Regions from separate parts of the Homo sapiens genome. Here region 1 is linked to region 2. The links are chromatin loops, found by intact Hi-C in ENCODE. Cell type or tissue: heart left ventricle. All regions are shown on one strand. Each heading gives the region's core, and the rest is flanking DNA. Links, peaks and the distances in the headings are about the cores only.

Region 1 (8,338 bases), core at 325-8,324, 66 kb before region 2:
TGGCAATCCCAGGATGAGTCACAGGGGAAGCTCAACTCAGTTCTTGGTCACAAGGCTTTGTCTCATCCTTCTCTCCCAGTCTAGAGCTGGATGGAAGCCACTGCTCCTTCAGCACTTGGCACATGTTCATTTCCAGCCTCCTTCTATAAGGATAGGAGATGAGACATGAAACTCACCTTAGCCCTGGGCCTCCGTGGCTGAGAACCTGCCTCTGCTTTCCCATCTCTCAGGGAACACTTTTGACTCCTTTGCCACCACTGACTGCCACTGCATCCAAAACCCAGCAAGTCCACCAAGCCTTGCAGCCCTGATCACAGTTTGTGTTTCTGTGCCAGCCTGGATCTTCAAAAGCGCTTGTCTTGTAGTTGGGCCTGACTATGCCACCTTCTGTTTTCTCTTTTTACTTTATTCAGTAGGCCTATGTTTCTAGAGTGGAGGCAGTTCTTGAACTTACTACTCCATCTTGATCTGGCTCTCAGTAGGTTTTTTTGTTTTTTGTTTTTTTGATCTGTGATTTTGTTTTTAATTATCTTAAGTCTTATGATCACACATAATTTTTAAATTTGTGTATATCTCCTCTACTCTAATCCTTATAAGTTGGCAAAAGCACTATTCCCAATCACAAATACACAGTAGTTCTACAGTTTTATGTTCCTGGATGGCTGTTTAAAGACAATCTTAAATTATAATGTAGTCTGACTTAGATAGTAAGAATTCAAGAGTGAAGTTTAACTTGCTACTATTTTAAAGACATCTGACTTTATAGATCATCTATAAAATGTGAGAAGAGTTAAATAATCTTCATTTGATATTACACATAAACCACACTAAAATGTGTTTCAATAAGTAAAAGGAACCATTTTAAATACAGTGAATTCTAATTAGATTGGCATAGTTAAGGCCAAAAATATAAAAAAGACATTGCTATATTATCTTCAGCCCTTGCCTTTAAGAGACAAATGAGGCCAGGTGCAGTGGCTCACATCTGTAATCTCAGCACTTTGGGAGGCCAAGGCAGGCAGATCACTTGAGGTTAATACCAGCCTGGCCAACAGGTTTGATACCAGGTTTCATACCAGCCTGGCCAACATGGTGAAACCCTGTCTCTACTAAAAATACAAAAATTAGCCGGGCGTGGTGGCAGACACCTGTAATCCCAGCTACTCAGGAGACTGAGGCAAGAGAATCACTTAAACCCGGGAGGTAGAGGTTGCAGTGAGCCAAGATCATGCCATCGCACTCCAGCCTGGGCAGCAAGAGCAAAATTCCATCTCAAAAAAAAAAACAAAACAAACAAAATTCAAAAAACCCAAACATATTAATTTAACCACAAGACAATCTTAGTTTTAAATCAGGACTGCCCAATGAAAATGTTTTTTCAGTCATTCATGATCTGAATTCTGGTGTATGTAATCTATTAAATTATGGTACACATAAAAAAGTCATGAGACATTTCTGTTTTGTAATAAATGAGGCAGTGATGTATTATTACTCATAGTAGCTTTTTTTTTATATAAGCTATCAAATCTGCCCTTTCTGCCTTCTTTCTGCCTTCTTAATGCCAGCAAAGATCATTTTTGTTCCAGATATCTACTTCTTGGGATTCTCCAAATATTTCATCAGTGCATCCTCTCTCCAGGTGATGCCTTTGTTCTTATTGGCGTCTGTGTTAACAGAATCCAACAGCCTGATCTGTCTTTCACATGAAGAGACCATGGAGATTAGTCCCAGTCTTGTGTTTGCCTCCCTTTTCCATGGTGTGGCAGTGGGCACACTTCTGAACAAAAATCTTGCCTTTCTCAACATCACCCATATTTAATTTTCTCTTTCATTGCTGGCATTACGGAGCTTCCTACTCAGAAGCCGGATGTCCCGCTCTCCTCAGTAGGTATTCCTGAAGTTAGATCATTGAAGTGTGTAGACCTCAACCATGCTCATAATGTTGATGCCCAAAGTGGCCAGGCCAGGTCAGCAGTGGTATGAATGCACCTTAGGCTTAATGTTGTCTCTGTCTATTGCATATTACTGAAGCACCAGGCATCTAAGAGGCAGTCAAGGCTAAATATTAACCAAATCTAATTCTGAACATTCAGAATTCAAATACTAATAGAGTGAAATTGAATAAAATTGAAATAAATATTTGATGTTAATTCACCTTAGAAAAAATCCACTTCTGAGACACAACTGCAGAGCTTCACAGTGTTGTAGTAAGGGTTAAACGAATGGTGCGTGTAAGGCGCTTAGTACACTGTTCAGCACGTATTAAGTCTGCTAGCATACACTTGGTACTAGAATGCACTACAAAGGGGCCAGAGGAGTCAGTGGGTAGAGAGGTCTTTAGCGGATCAACAGGAAGGGAGAAACAAAGGGGAACAGGAAATGACTCTCCAGCCGACAGGGGGAAGGATTAAAAACAGAAAGATGATTATCACCAGTGAAATGATGTTTCCCTCCCTACCAGCAACCTTCACCCTGTACACAATAAGCAAAGAATTATCAACATAAATCCACAGGCTGTGTAAATCCAGAGAAGCTACAAGAAAGACAACATAGCTCCCAGACCCTCTGGAATGTACTGGAACCTTCTGTGAGGTCTGAGAGTCATCTTTGTTGTTCATACCTTTGTGTCTAGCACATAGTGAGCATTCAATAATTGTTGAATGAATGAATACATTAAAGGTTCTCAGAAAGGAGTTTCCATAGCAGATTCCAATACCAGCACCTGTGTGAATAAATGTATACTGTGGGTACAGAGAGGTAGCAAATCAGCAAAAAGAATATCCTCTCCACTTCCAGGATTTGGTACCATTAGAGTGCAAAAAGGGAAGAACCAAACCAAATAAATGAATGACCAACATTGACCATGGGGAGCATTCAGGGACATATCTTCAAAACAGGAAAATGGTGACATCTGGACTAAAAAGTATCTCAGCTGGGAATGGTGGCTCACACCTATAATCCCAGCATTTTGGAACGCCTAGGCAGGTGGGTCAGTTGAGCCCAGGAGTTTGAGACCAGCCTGGGCAATATAGTGAGACCCCATCTCTACCAAAAAAAAAAAAAAAATAGTAGCCCTCTCTCCAGATGTAAAGCATCACTCATTAAATGTGGTGGGGTGTGTGTGTGTGTGTGAGAGAGATATTATGTTCCCTGTCAATTAAACATGTTAATTCAATTGTATGGTAAGAGTGTTTGACTCAATTCCAGCTATTACCAGAAGTACTAGAATAGGAGAATATGACAACCAGGAACAGCCCTTAAAACCAATTGTGAGGGAATTCAGAAATAAGTTGCATAGATTACAGGGCTATCTGTGCAAACTCCATGTATTCAGAATGTAGCTGGTTTCCTGATTCTGAGGTTCCATAGAAGTGAATGGCTGAGATGACAAATCCTACTTGTTATACATGTGTCATTGGAGATGTCACTTCCCCTACTCTAGTCCTCACATTCCCTATATCTACATAGTGAAACCATGTCTATCAGGAATATTCTGACTGCAAATAGAAAACTCAACTCAAGCTCAATCAAGCATTCTCATTGATGGGTGAGTATGACTGAAGAATTCTAACATGTAAACAAGACTCCTAAGGTCAATTTTTTCTCCTTCCCCCTGCTCTGTCCACCCCTATGTGGGCTTCACTCTCAACAAGCCCTCTCCTCTTGGTGGCAGAGTGACTGTTACCAGCTCTGGACTTAAATTTTCATTTGTATAAGTCCAGTGGAAAAAAGGGCACACTTCTCCCACAGTAGTAGTGGGAGTAGTGGGAGTCCTGAGATGGCATCTCACTGCTTCCAAAGGGGGCAGATGCACTATCCTAAGTCTCGACCACTGTGGCTGGAGAGATAGGGTGGTCTTATTCCCTTCGTCTGACATGCATGCCCAACCCCAGAGCCAAGGAAGTTTGCAGAGACAATAGGAGGTTGGACCAGATGACCTCATATTCAAGAACTTCATGTTTTGTTTCACTTTAATATCATCCTCATTTCCTTCCTCCTGCCTTAGGCATTCTTCCTGCACAGGTGCTGCTGAAAGTTTCCAATAATCCAAGTACTAAGACAAAAATGTTCCATAAAAGAGGAGGAAATGCAGCACCCCAGCCACACACCCACATGTAAACACAATTTTTTGATGTATGTTAAAGAAGAATGTTGACCACCCCCCGCCCTTCTCCACACCTTCTTACATTCCCCGCCTCTGCTACCCCAAGATACTTATATTTCCATGGAAAAGACAGGATAGATGCTCCATCCTCCCAGAATATCTCTGCCTCTACCTCACTCCTGCATTTATTCTACCTCATGGCAGGTAGGTGAAGGGGGTGGGTGCTCTGAGAATGCATGTCTCAGCCCCCTCTGGTTATCTTTTCTCAATGTTTTCCCTAGGAATTTTTTTTCTCCCTGTTCTTCTCTCTGCCTTTGCTTGAAAGATGCCTGCAGTGTTGAATGGATGCTCTCAATCAGGGGCTGAGGATTAGAAAGCCTGCTGTCGCCTATAGGACCTCTCTTTCTGCCTAATCTCTCTTGCTTCCTCCCCTACCACTTCTCTCTGACTCTAACCAGATAAATTTCTCTGCTTCTAAAGACTCTAGAGATTATATTGAGCCCACCTAGATAATCCAAGACAATCTCTCTATCTTGAGTTCTATAACCTTAATTACATCTGCAAAGCACTTTTTGCCATGGAAAGTAACAGATTCATTGGATCTAAGAATTCAATGGAGGACCACTATTCAGCCTTACACAATGCCTAAAGAAGCAAGATTCTAAAGCAAAGTAGATGATCCAGCAAGTAGAGAGCAGACAGCCCATCCGGTACCTCCCAAACACCCTCTTAAGCATTTCTTCCTCACAGAAACTTAGGGGCATTTCAGGGATGCTTTCTGATCATGACCCTAAAGGGACCTTCTTAGAAAACTGAAATTCAGACCCTACCTGTGCTTGGCCAGGTGTGGTGGCTCATGCCTGTAATTCCAGCACTTTGGCAGGCTGAGGTGGGTGGATCACTTAAGGTCAGGAGCTCGAGACCAGCCTGGCCAACATGGCAAAACCCCGTCTGTACTAAAAATACAAAAATTAGACAGGCATGGTGGCAGGCGCCTGTAATGGCAGCTACTCAGGAGGCTGAGGCATGAGAATCACTTGAACCTGAGAGGAAGAGTTTGCAGTGAGCTGAGATCCGGCCACTGCATGCCAGCCTGGGTGACACAGCGAGACTGTATCTCAAAAAAAAAAAAAGGACCCACCTGCAATTCAAGATAGAGAATCAGTGAACTGAGAGTCAGGCTTCTCAGGCCAGTGAACCAGCAGCATTTTGTTTTCTTACCAGTAAGAAGCAGTAAGAGACAGGTCCAGCCTAGAAGAGCACACATCCTTACATGGCTCAATACTCAGAAATAGGAACAGGAAGAAGAGTGGACTCCCATCCTAACCCTCAAAACCACCCTGCAAGGTAAGAACTATTATATCCACTTTCAAATGAAGACATCAAGCAGGGAAACGTTAAGAAACTTGCTCAGAATCACGCAGCTAATTAATGGCATGGCTATGACTTGAACCTAGGTCAGACTTCAAGCCCACTCCCTCTCCACTATTGCTAACACTCAACACTTACATGTTTACTGCAATTTCCAACTCAGTTATAACCCCGAAAGATATAAAATGGGCCAGGAATTTGCTTTAATTTTAGAATTAGAGGAGCTTGAATTGCCACTTACTCCAGGGCACCAATGACAATAAAGCTCTGTGGTTCAGGAAAACAGGAGGATGAGCTGCCTCCAGGCAGAAGGCTGCAGAGCGGGCATGCTTTTGAGGTGGTGGCATAGCATCAGAGAGTTCAGAGCAATGGTCTAGAGGCACAGGGATGAGGGCTGGGTGGGATTCACTGATCTCAATACTTGCAGAGGTCAAAGCAGGATATGAATTGTCAGATGATGTCACAGCAGCCCCATCTCATTGTGTGTGGGATTGGAGAACCAAGGAGTGTATGCCCCAGCTTCAGCCTCTGTTTTCTCACTTGGAGAAGTCACATGATATCTGTCCTAGTCAGCTTACAGAAGACCTGATCTTCCAATTTATAACTACGTTTATTTACATGCAACAAATACTGCCAGCACGTCTTCTGCAGACAGGTACTAGATAAGGTAAAGGATATCAAGTTTGATTTTCTGACCTGATATTCATCAGAAAACAGTGAGGAACTGGCCCCATAGCAACTGATGATAACAAATCCTCAATACCCTTAAATCAGGGTGTGACTGTTAATTTTACGTATCAGCTTGACTGGGCTATGGGGTGCCCAGATATTTGTTCAAATGTTATTCCGGTTATGTCTGTGAGTGTTTCAGAAGAAATTAACATTTAAGGCTGGGCACGGTGAGTTAGGCCTGTAATCCGAGGAATTTGTGAGGCCTAGGCAGGCAGATCACTTAAGGTCAGGAGTTCAAGGCCAGCCTAGCCAACATGGTGAAACCCCATCTCTACTAAAAATACAAAAAAAGTAGCCAGGCATGGTGATGCATGCCTGTGGTCCCAGCTACTCAAGAGGCTGAGGTGGGAGGGTCACTTGAACCCAGGAGGTGGAGAATTTCAGTGAGCCGAGATCACGCCATCGCACTCCAGCCCGGGTGACAAAGGGAGATTCTGTCTCAAAAAAAAAAAAATGAAAAAGAAATTAACATTTAAACCAGTAGACTGAGTAAAGCAGTCTGTCTTCTATAATGTGAATGGTCCTCATCCAATCAGTTGGAGGCCTGAATAAAACAAAAAGCTGACCATCCCTCAAATAAGAGGTAATTTCTGCTGACTGATGGCCTTCAAGCTGACAAATGGATTTTTCCTGATTTCATACTCAAACTGAAACATCAGCTCTTCCTGGCTCTCAAGCCTACTGGCCTTCAAGCTGAAACTACATTATCCTTTTCCCGGGTCTCCAGTTTGCCCACTGCAGATGTTGGGGCTTGTCAGCCTCCGTAATTGCATGAGCCAATTCCTTATAAGAAGTATTTTTCTGGGGGAGGAGCCAAGATGGCCGAATAGGAACAGCTCCAGTCTACAGCTCCTAGCGTGAGCGACGCAGAAGATGGGTGATTTCTGCATTTCCATCTGAGGTACCGGGTTCATCTCACTAGGGAGTGCCAGACAGTGGGCGCAGGTCAGTGGGTGTGCACACCGTGCGTCAGCCAAAGCAGGGCGAGGCATTGCCTCACTTGGGAAGCGCAAGGGGTCAGGGAGTTCCCTTTCTGAGTCAAAGAAAGGGGTGACGGACGGCACCTGGAAAATTGGGTCACTCCCACCCGAATACTGTGCTTTTCTGATGGGCTTAAAAAACGGCGCACCACAAGATTATATCCCGCACCTGGCTCGGAGGCTCCTACGCCCACGGAGTCTCGCTGATTGCTAGCACAGCAGTCTGAGATCAAACTGCAAGGCGGCAGTGAGGCTGGGGGAGGGGCGTCCGCCATTGCCCAGGCTTGATTAGGTAAACAAAGCAGCCGGGAAGCTCGAACTGGGTGGACCCCACCACAGCTGAAGGAGGCCTGCCTGCCTCTGTAGGCTCCACCTCTGGGGGCAGGGCACAGACAAACAAAAAGACAGCAGTAACCTCTGCAGACTTAAATGTCCCTGTCTGACAGCTTTGAAGAGAGCAGTGGTTCTCCCAGCATGCAGCTGGAGATCTGAGAACGGGCAGACTGCCTCCTCAAGTGGGTCCCTGACCCCTGACCCCCGAGCAGCCTAACTGGGAGGCACCCCCCAGCAGGGGCACACTGACACCTCACACGGCAGGGTATTCCAACAGACCTGCAACTGAGGGTCCTGTCTGTTAGAAGGAAAACTAACAAACAGAAAGGACATCCACACCAAAAACCCATCTGTACATCACCATCATCAAAGACCAAAAGTAGATAAAACCACAAAGATGGGGAAAAAAGAGAACAGAAAAACTGGAACCTCTAAAAAGTAGAGCGCCTCCCCTCCTCCAAAGGAACGCAGTTCCTCACCAGCAATGGAACAAAGCTGGATGGAGAATGACTGACAAGCTGAGAGAAGAAGGCTTCAGATGATCAAATTACTCTGAGCTACGGGAGGACATTCAAACCAAAGGCAAAGAAGTTGAAAACTTTGAAAAAAAATTTAGAAGAATATATAACTAGAATAACCAATACAGAGAAGTGCTTAAAGGAGCTGATGGAGCTGAAAACCAAGGCTCGAGAACTACGTGAAGAATGCAGAAGCCTCAGGAGCCAATGCGATCAAGTGGAAGAAAGGGTATCAGCAATGGAAGATGAAATGAATGAAATGAAGTGAGAAGGGAAGTTTAGAGAAAAAAGAATAAAAA
Region 2 (8,338 bases), core at 141-8,140:
CATGAATGTGACAAAGGCAAAAGGGATGATGTTAGCTGTTTATTCATGCTCTCACCAGAGAAGAAATCTCTGTTCAAATTGTTCCCATAATTCCAGGAATCTGAAGGGATCTTAATTTTACAACAAGCACAGGCTAGAAGGATCATGCTAGCACTTTTCCTAAAAGCCAAGATTTCTCAGCCTCAGCTTCTTCAACCCAGTATTGGCTTCGTGCAAACTCTGCATTTTTCCTTTGTTTCTTCCTGAGGCCCTGTCTTCTGTGCTACATTAATCTCAGATCACAGGTCCCAGCATGATTAAAACCTTGGGAGAGTAACACAGCTGAGTTACTATTCTGTTACTTGGGTGGATTTCCCAATGTAGGCATGCCAAACATGTGTGTGTTAGCTTGTTTCCACAGTAAGACTGAGGAAAGTGCCAAGGTACAACTCTGCCAATACAAGGACATGTTTAGAAATGGTGCTCATCTTAGGTGTAATCCTCTGAGCAATGCCGAGAGTTGGAAGCACAGGGTCCTTTAGTCCTTTGCTCTCTGACTAGATAGGACTGGAACATCAGCCAGACCCTCTCCATGAGGCACAAACCATTCACATCCCCACTTTTAAGATGAAGAAACTAAGTCACAGAAGCATGACATAACTTGCCTGAGATGCTGGGGCCACAGAAGGGCAAAATGAAGATGTCATTCTGTGTGACCACATCACTGATGCCAGCAGCCAATAGCCTTTTAATGGCCTACGATGAATAATGCTAGGGGAAGTGAGGAAACTGATATCGAATGAGCATCAGCTGTGAACCATGCTCTGTGCTAGGCTTTTTACAGCACAAGTGTTTAATCTTCATACAACTTTGTTTACAAATTATGCCAGGTTTAGACATCAGTCTAAAACCAGATTTAGATGTCAGTACTGTCTGATCACATAACCCATGTAATTTCTGTTTCTGTATCTACATTTTTCTGTCCCATCATTTCTGGTTTCATGGTGAAAGAGAAATAAGGAATGTTGGGTGCATGGCTGTGTAGCCTGGGTAGCTAGTAGACCCTGTTATGCTTGTTGTCACCAGGTGTGTGGCTTCATTAAACATTCTCTACTTGATAGAAATAATATGAGAGATAATATAATAACACAGGTTAGAGCAATTATTCAGTGTAAGGATGACTTTTAACAGCTAATATGTGCTGGGCACTAATTAAAGGCCTGAGATTGTTCTCAGCACTTAATAGATGTTAAATCTCATTTGATTCTCACAAACTCCCTTATGAGATAATTAATATTAACATACTCATTTTCTTGGACAAAGAGATGAAGGTCATACAGCTTTATGTAACAGAGCCAGAATCCAGTCCTAGGTCTGGCTATCTCCAAATTCTGTGTTCTGAACCTCAAGGATATACTGTCTCCCTAAGGAGGAAAAAACAGCGAGACTGGACAAGACTGCCCAGACACAAACACCAAGCTCCATGGAGCCATCACAGGGACCCTGTAAGGCTTTGGGTCTAAATTCCAGATGATCCATTAGGAGTTATTTCAATTGTCTCTTGTTATGTAAAAAACCACCCTAAAACATAGTGTCTTTTTTATTTATATAAATTTATGGGGGGTACAAATACAATTGGTTGCTTGCATAGATTGTGCAGTGGTTAAGTCAGGACTTTCAGGATATCCATCACCTGAATGACATACATTGTACCCAATTAGTGATTTCATAGTGTTTTAAAACTACAAGAGTTGTTATTTCTCATAATTCTGAGGGTTAGACATTTGATCAGGGTTTGGATTGGTGGTTCTTCTGTTCCACATAGTCTCAAGTGATGGGTTAAACTCTAGTCCTGTAGCAGGGCAGCACCAGGACAATTGATCAGATTTCAGAGAGCAGAGTGGCGACTCTAAACCAAGGATAAGCCAAGAGCCAAATATCAGGGGAGGAGGGGTAAGACTTAAAAATCCAAGTCAAGACAAAAAAAGCAGTATCACGAGTGAACTCAGAGTCAGACATGAAGTCAGGACAAGAGATAGTGCTTTGAGGAGCAACACATATATAGGATTCCTTGCCCTGGAGGCCACTGGAGGTCATGAGGAGCCAGACTGAGGATAAAGAGGTATTTCCAGATCCCTTAAGGCTCCTGCTTTTGCACAAAGTTTACTTGGAGTTAAGCATCTTTTGAAGATTCCTCTGACATCCTGGTGACTACACTGACCTCTCCTGTGCATCAGTAGAGGCAGTGGCCAAAGGCAGCAGTTCTGAAGCTAAAATGAAACCTGCTATTATTCCAATACCTGCTTCTTCACCTGTCCCTGTTTTTTTATGAGCTCTCCACTCCCAGGAACAACACACAGACAGAAGCCCATTTGTCACTGGGACAGTGCTGAATTATTCCTGCAGAGTTACATTCCTACAAAACTCTGCTCACTACTGTTATCTGGCTGTGTATCTCACTGCCCCGGCTATACTGCAGACTCCCTGTGGCAGGAATCAAACCTCATCCTTCATTGTATCTACCCCTGAGACGAGCACTGTGCGCAGTACTATACTTAATCAGAGGGTAAGGAATGTGTGTGTGTGTATATATATATATGTGTGTGTGTGTGTGTGTGTGTGTATACATATATATATGCACATATTTCACTTCTTCCTTTTTGAATTTTAGGCTTCCAGGCAACAGATGATAAAAAGGATAGCAGTTGTTTTTATTCTATAAGGCTCAGGGCCTCAATCAAACACTATTCCTTCCTGAAAAATTTGCTTTCTCAATAATGATAATGAATAGCTAATATTTAATGAGCATGTGTTATATGCCAGGAATTCTGTGAAGCACATCGTACATACCATTTCATTTAACTCTCACAATAATTCTATGACTAGGTTACATCTATTTCACATATAAGGAAACTGAGAGTCCAATAAATTAACTGGACTGTGATATACAGTTCATAACTGGTAGCCAGGTCCAGCTGATTTCAAAGTCCGTACTTTCCTATAGTGCCTAAAACCTCTTGAGGTTTTGCAGAAAATTCCATAACAAGTCTACATTTCTACTGTCTTCAAAAAAACCCAAAGTGCTGCTCTCATATTTTCCACTGGGGCCCAGCTTTCTATTAATCCCAGAGAGTCCTGACTCCCACCAGTAATTTTCACTTTCTACACAACACCTGAAGAACAACTTGGAACAGGAAAAAAAGAAATGGGCTAGAAGAAACAAAAAGAATTAGAAAATGAAAGGAGGGCCCCCAGTGCTACTGCCTTGGCCCTACCCCTCTGGCCACCGAAGAGCCTGAATTCCCTAAACCACTTACCTCCTTCTCAGCTCCTTCCTGAGTCCTATCTTAATGCCAGCAAGGAGTTTTCTTTGTGAGTCACAACGAGAAAGGAGGCCACTTCTTTAAACAAGGTTTCAAGAGTGGGCAATCAGTGATTTATTGATTGAATTAAAAATTCGGGACTAGGGCTGGGAGCTGTGGCTCCTGCCTGTAGTTTCAGTACTTTGGAGGCAGAGACTAATGGATAGCTTGAGGCGAAGAATTCGAGACCAGCCTGGGCTACATGGCAAAACCCTATCTCTACAAAACAATACAAAAAAAAAAATTAGCCAGGCACACTGGCGCACAATTGTGGTGCCAGCTATTCTGGAGGTAGAAGTGGTAGGATCATGCCGGGCACGGTGGCTCATGCCTGTAATAGCAGCACTTTGGGAGGCCAAGGCAGGTGGATCACTTGAGGTCAGGAGTTCAAGACCAGCCTGGCCAACATGGTGAAACCTGGCCTCTACCAAACAATACAAAAATTAGCTGGGTGTGGTGTCTGTTCCCTGTAGTTCCAGCTACTTGGGAGGCTGAGGTGGGAGAATCGCTTGAACCCAGGAGGTGGAGGTTGCAGTGTCGCCATTGTACTCCACCCAGGGCGACAGTATGAGACCCTGTCTCAAAAAAAAGAAGAAGAAGTAGTGGGAGGATCACTTGAGGCTGGGGAGATGGAGTCTGCAGTGAGCCGAGTTTAGACCACTGCCCTCCAACTTGGGTAACAGAGCAAGACTCTGTTTCAAAAAAAAAAAAAAAAAAAATAGGGGCTCGGAGAAGAAATGATGTTGCTTGAAGTATCCAACTTGAACATTGTCCCCAAAATCAGAAAGAGATTTGTCCCAGAACCTCAATTTTTCCTTGTGCAAAATGAGGAAGTTAGAAAAGCTGATCTATGTAGGATGCCTTTTCAGACTGACATTGACATACTATATGAACCCTCTTAGGAGTATCAGTGACCCTATATACTGATGAGCTAAACTACATTCATAAAGGCAACTCTAATCATCACCATTAGAGAAATAAAGATGGCCCAAAAAGGAAACAAAATGCCCTCAGGAAAAAAAAAAATGGGATGTAAAATGCCCTCAAGTAACCCTGGGGAAAGAGTAGATTGACAGCTGGTAGCTCTTCAAAACACCACCAGAAAACCTATTGACCAGCAAAAGCTACATTGATTAGACCTACTGTAGAAAGAAAAAATATCACCTGGATGAAATCCCAGTATTTTCTCAAAAGTCCTATATTTATAGGACTTGGGGGTCTTGACTCAAGTGATACAAGGTCACTCTTTCAAGGTAGGTAACAGGATTGGACAAAGTTTGTGACATTATAGTTTAGGATTGACAGGCACAGGAAGGGAAGTGCCTGGAAGCAAATATTAATAAAAAACCATTGTTTGTTGAGCAAATTGTTTGTCCAGATGAGTAATCTATTGTCCTGATAGGAGAGCTGTTGGCCCAGAGGAGTAAACTATTTGTTCGTATAAATTGTTCAGATAAAAGCCAACAGTGATTTATTGGTTTACAGCCATATCTTCCCAGGCCTTAATTTCCTGTAACAATTAGTTAAGTCATATTGCCACAGTAAGTCTCAGTTATCAGTCCCAATAGTTAAGGTATGTGGACATAGATGACCTCAATTCTCAAGTTCATTTTATCATTTCTAAAAACCACTATACTGTTCCTATGGAAACAAACTTCTGTTCCTCTCACTAGTGACACTCTGCCTGGTTATAATCCTGAATATTTCTACAACTCTGTCCCACAGAGTGAGCAACAGGGAAATCATTTCAGCTGGAGAAGAGTTCACTGCCATAGATAGAGAACCTATCCATGCCCCGAATGGTTCAGGAATAATCAGTGCTATGGTCTGAATGTGTCCCCCAAAAAGCATGTGTTGGAAATTGAATCCGCAATGCAACAATGTCGGGAGGAGGGGACTAACAGGAGGTGTTTATGTTCCACCCTCATGAATGAATTAATACCAGTTATGAAAGGGTTAGAGGCCATGAGTTTGATCTCTTGCTCTCCCTCCTGCTCTCTCTCACCACATGTCATGACTCAGCAAGAGGGTCCTCACTTGATGTGGTCCCCTGGACCTTGGACTTCCCAACCTCCAGAAATGTGAAAAATAAATTTCTTTCCTTTATAAATGTCCAAAGGTTGATATTCTGTTTAACAATGCAAAATGGACTAAGACGGTCAGTATCCCCCAAAAATGATACAAAACATCCAGTAGAACTGAGAACAGTAATAAACTACTATGGTAATGTCAAGAAATTTTAGGATTTTTTTAAATTTAGTCAAGACCAGGTCTGCAGCCCCAGATTTCACTGGCTGTGTATAACTTTTGACAAGCACCTTCCCCTCTCTGGGCCTCTTTTCCCACTCCCAGACATTTTGAGCTAGATGTTCCTCAAGAGTTATTCCAACTCCAGCTTTCTGGGTTATTTGACTTCACCCCACCAATGTAAATCTAGCCCTTATCAAAAAGATGCAAAGATGCCAGGCACGGAGGCTCATGCCTGTAATCCCAGCATTTTGGGAGACTGAGGCAGGTGGATCACCTGAGGTCAGGAGTTCGAGACCAGCCCGACCAATATAGTGAAACCCCATCTCTACTAAAAATACAAAAATCAGCTGGGTGTGGTGGCATGCACCTGTAGTCCCAGCTACTCAGGAGGCTGAGACAGGAAAATCACTTGAACCCAGGAGGCAGAGGTTGCAGTGAGCCGAGATCATGCCACTGCACTCCAGCCTGGGTGACAGAGCGAGACTGTCTCAAACAAACAAAAAAAAAATTGCAAAGACAATAAAGGACATCCATTTGGCTGCTGATGTAGCCTTTAGATGGGTTTTCCTTTTTCCTTCAAGAGCCTGTCATCTAAGATCATGGACCCACACTACTCAGAATAGAATGATCACAATGCCATACACAAGCAAGCTCTAAAAGCTCATAGCATATTGTCTTTCCCGTCTACCACAAATGCACTGCCCTTTGGTTCTGCATCTTTCTATTTCCTAGAGGATCCTGCCAGTAAAATGTTGATGGTAAAACATCAACATTTCACTTCCAAGTGAGCTTTTCATGAAAGATTTGCTGGCCAGTATACCCAAGGGAAAAGAAAATAACTACCCCCTAATGACAGACAGGTGTGTTGACTGCCTATGCTTGCTTACTAACGATTAAGTTTGTTTGGAAGAACTTGTAAGCTGGGAAGATTGTGATCCAAGACTTTCATGGCAACATAACAACTATCTATCGGGTTTGCAAGAATGGGTTCATATAGGACCTGCCACTAACAACTAGAACCTTCTCATATTTAAAAACAAAATGACTGCCATAGGTCAATTAGCTAGATGCAGACTCAGTAAGTGCAAGGAAGCTGTTCCACAGGGGAGACAGGAAGGACTCTAACTGACAGGCATAGACAATCTGATAGTCACGATAGAGCTGGTGTCATAATTTAAAAAAGAAGTTTGTCTTTGAAGAATACTTCAGGCAACGGAGGCCGCTGTATTAAAAAACAACACCCAAATCTCATTGCCTTGCAGTAGCAAAAAAGTTTATTTCTTGCTCATGTTAATGTCCATCCATAAGTCAGTGATGAACTTTCTGCTTTTCACTCCAAGACTCAAAAGGATGTAAGAGAATACCTATGCCTTGGACTTCACTGGTGTCAAAGCAGAAGGGAAAGAAGGGAAGTGGGGAACCAGAGGTTGGCTCCTAAGGCTTCAATACTCAGAAGTGGCACAAATTACTTCCATTCATACTCCCTGAGCCAAACCCAATCATGTGGCCAAGCTTAATTTAAATGAAGAAAGAGACTGTATAACCCTTCTTATCCAAGAGCTGCAGGGAGGAACATTGACTCTTAGGCATCATCATAAACTCTACCACAAAAAGGCTGAAAGGTTGTTGCATGTTCATGAGAAGACAATTGACACAATGAAGGGGCCAATTTTTTTGGGAACCAGACAACTTGTACAGGTTGGAATGCAGTGAGGAAGGTCGGAGGACACAGCACTGCTTTACCTCTCCAGGTGAGATTCCGCGGGTCTTTCCCAAGTGAATACCTCTTACCTGCAGGAAACATGGGCAATCCAGTCCCTCTTCTGTTGAGACTTCCTCCCAGATCAGTAGTGTAGGGACTGCATCTCTTTTACACAAACAAGTTATTTGCCTAACAAGGCCCTTTTCTTTGCCTGGTGATTTTCCCTAGGGCTGTGAACACCCAAAGTGCCAGGATCCCAAGGAGAGAACAGTCTCTTCCTACCTACCTGGGAAAAGCAGTCTGTCTACATCATGTTCTCACTGGACTTGGCACTCCAGGCCCCATACCTCCTCTCAGGAGGTGTCTATCAGAGAGCTATCCATAACAGTGAAAAGTTGGAAATACCTTATTGTCAATCGATGGGGACCAGTTAAGTAAATAATGATACACATACAACAATAAAATAATATGCATCCATTAAATATGATGATGTAGGCTACTATTTATTGATATGGGAAAATGTTCATGACATCTTGCTGAGTGAGAAGGTCAATGGCAGAATAGCTTGTATAGTATGAATCTGTGTATGGAAAATTACAGTCATGAACACACTGAGATATTTATGTCTAAAGTAACAATAATCGACTCCCATTATCTGTGGTGGTGGGATTTCAGGTGACATTTTACTTCCTTTTTGGTTCTCTTCCATCTTCTTTAATTTTTTTTTTACAACTAGCATGTGTTACTTTTACAAAGACAATAGAGCTATTTGGAGAGGATGGGAAATGATTTTTTTGAGATGGAGAGATGCGTTTTCAATATTGTTAAGTGAATGAAGCAATTATGGTATAATCATGTGTGTGTGTGTGTGTGTGTGTGTGTGTGTGTGTATACACACAGATATCTCCAAAAAAATACTACCAAGCACGTTTCCCAGGGACATTCAGATGATCAAAGAAAATAACATTTGAGAGCTCCACACCTATGTGTTCAAATACACACAAGTATTGATGATTGACATCACCAGCATTTTCAATCACTTTCT

Evidence for each region. Peaks named below come from ENCODE experiments on the same cell type or tissue, not always from the same donor. Only the 100,000 strongest peaks of a DNase experiment are listed, where the experiment ranks them.
Region 1: it touches region 2 in a loop (2.3-fold over the local background); 4 of 110 quality-filtered maps call a loop at or near these places.

Annotation. Positions count from the first base shown.
Region 1 is chr11:57,998,861-58,007,198 of GRCh38, reverse strand. It overlaps the pseudogene CYCSP26. Among named protein-coding and RNA genes, the nearest start is that of OR9Q1, 21 kb to the left of the region's middle. In heart left ventricle, for the core only: no CTCF peak of the experiment used is centred there; no DNase peak of the experiment used is centred there; H3K27ac peaks cover 2,604 bases.
Region 2 is chr11:57,932,583-57,940,920 of GRCh38, reverse strand. No RefSeq gene overlaps it. Among named protein-coding and RNA genes, the nearest start is that of OR9Q1, 87 kb to the left of the region's middle. In heart left ventricle, for the core only: no CTCF peak of the experiment used is centred there; no DNase peak of the experiment used is centred there; H3K27ac peaks cover 829 bases.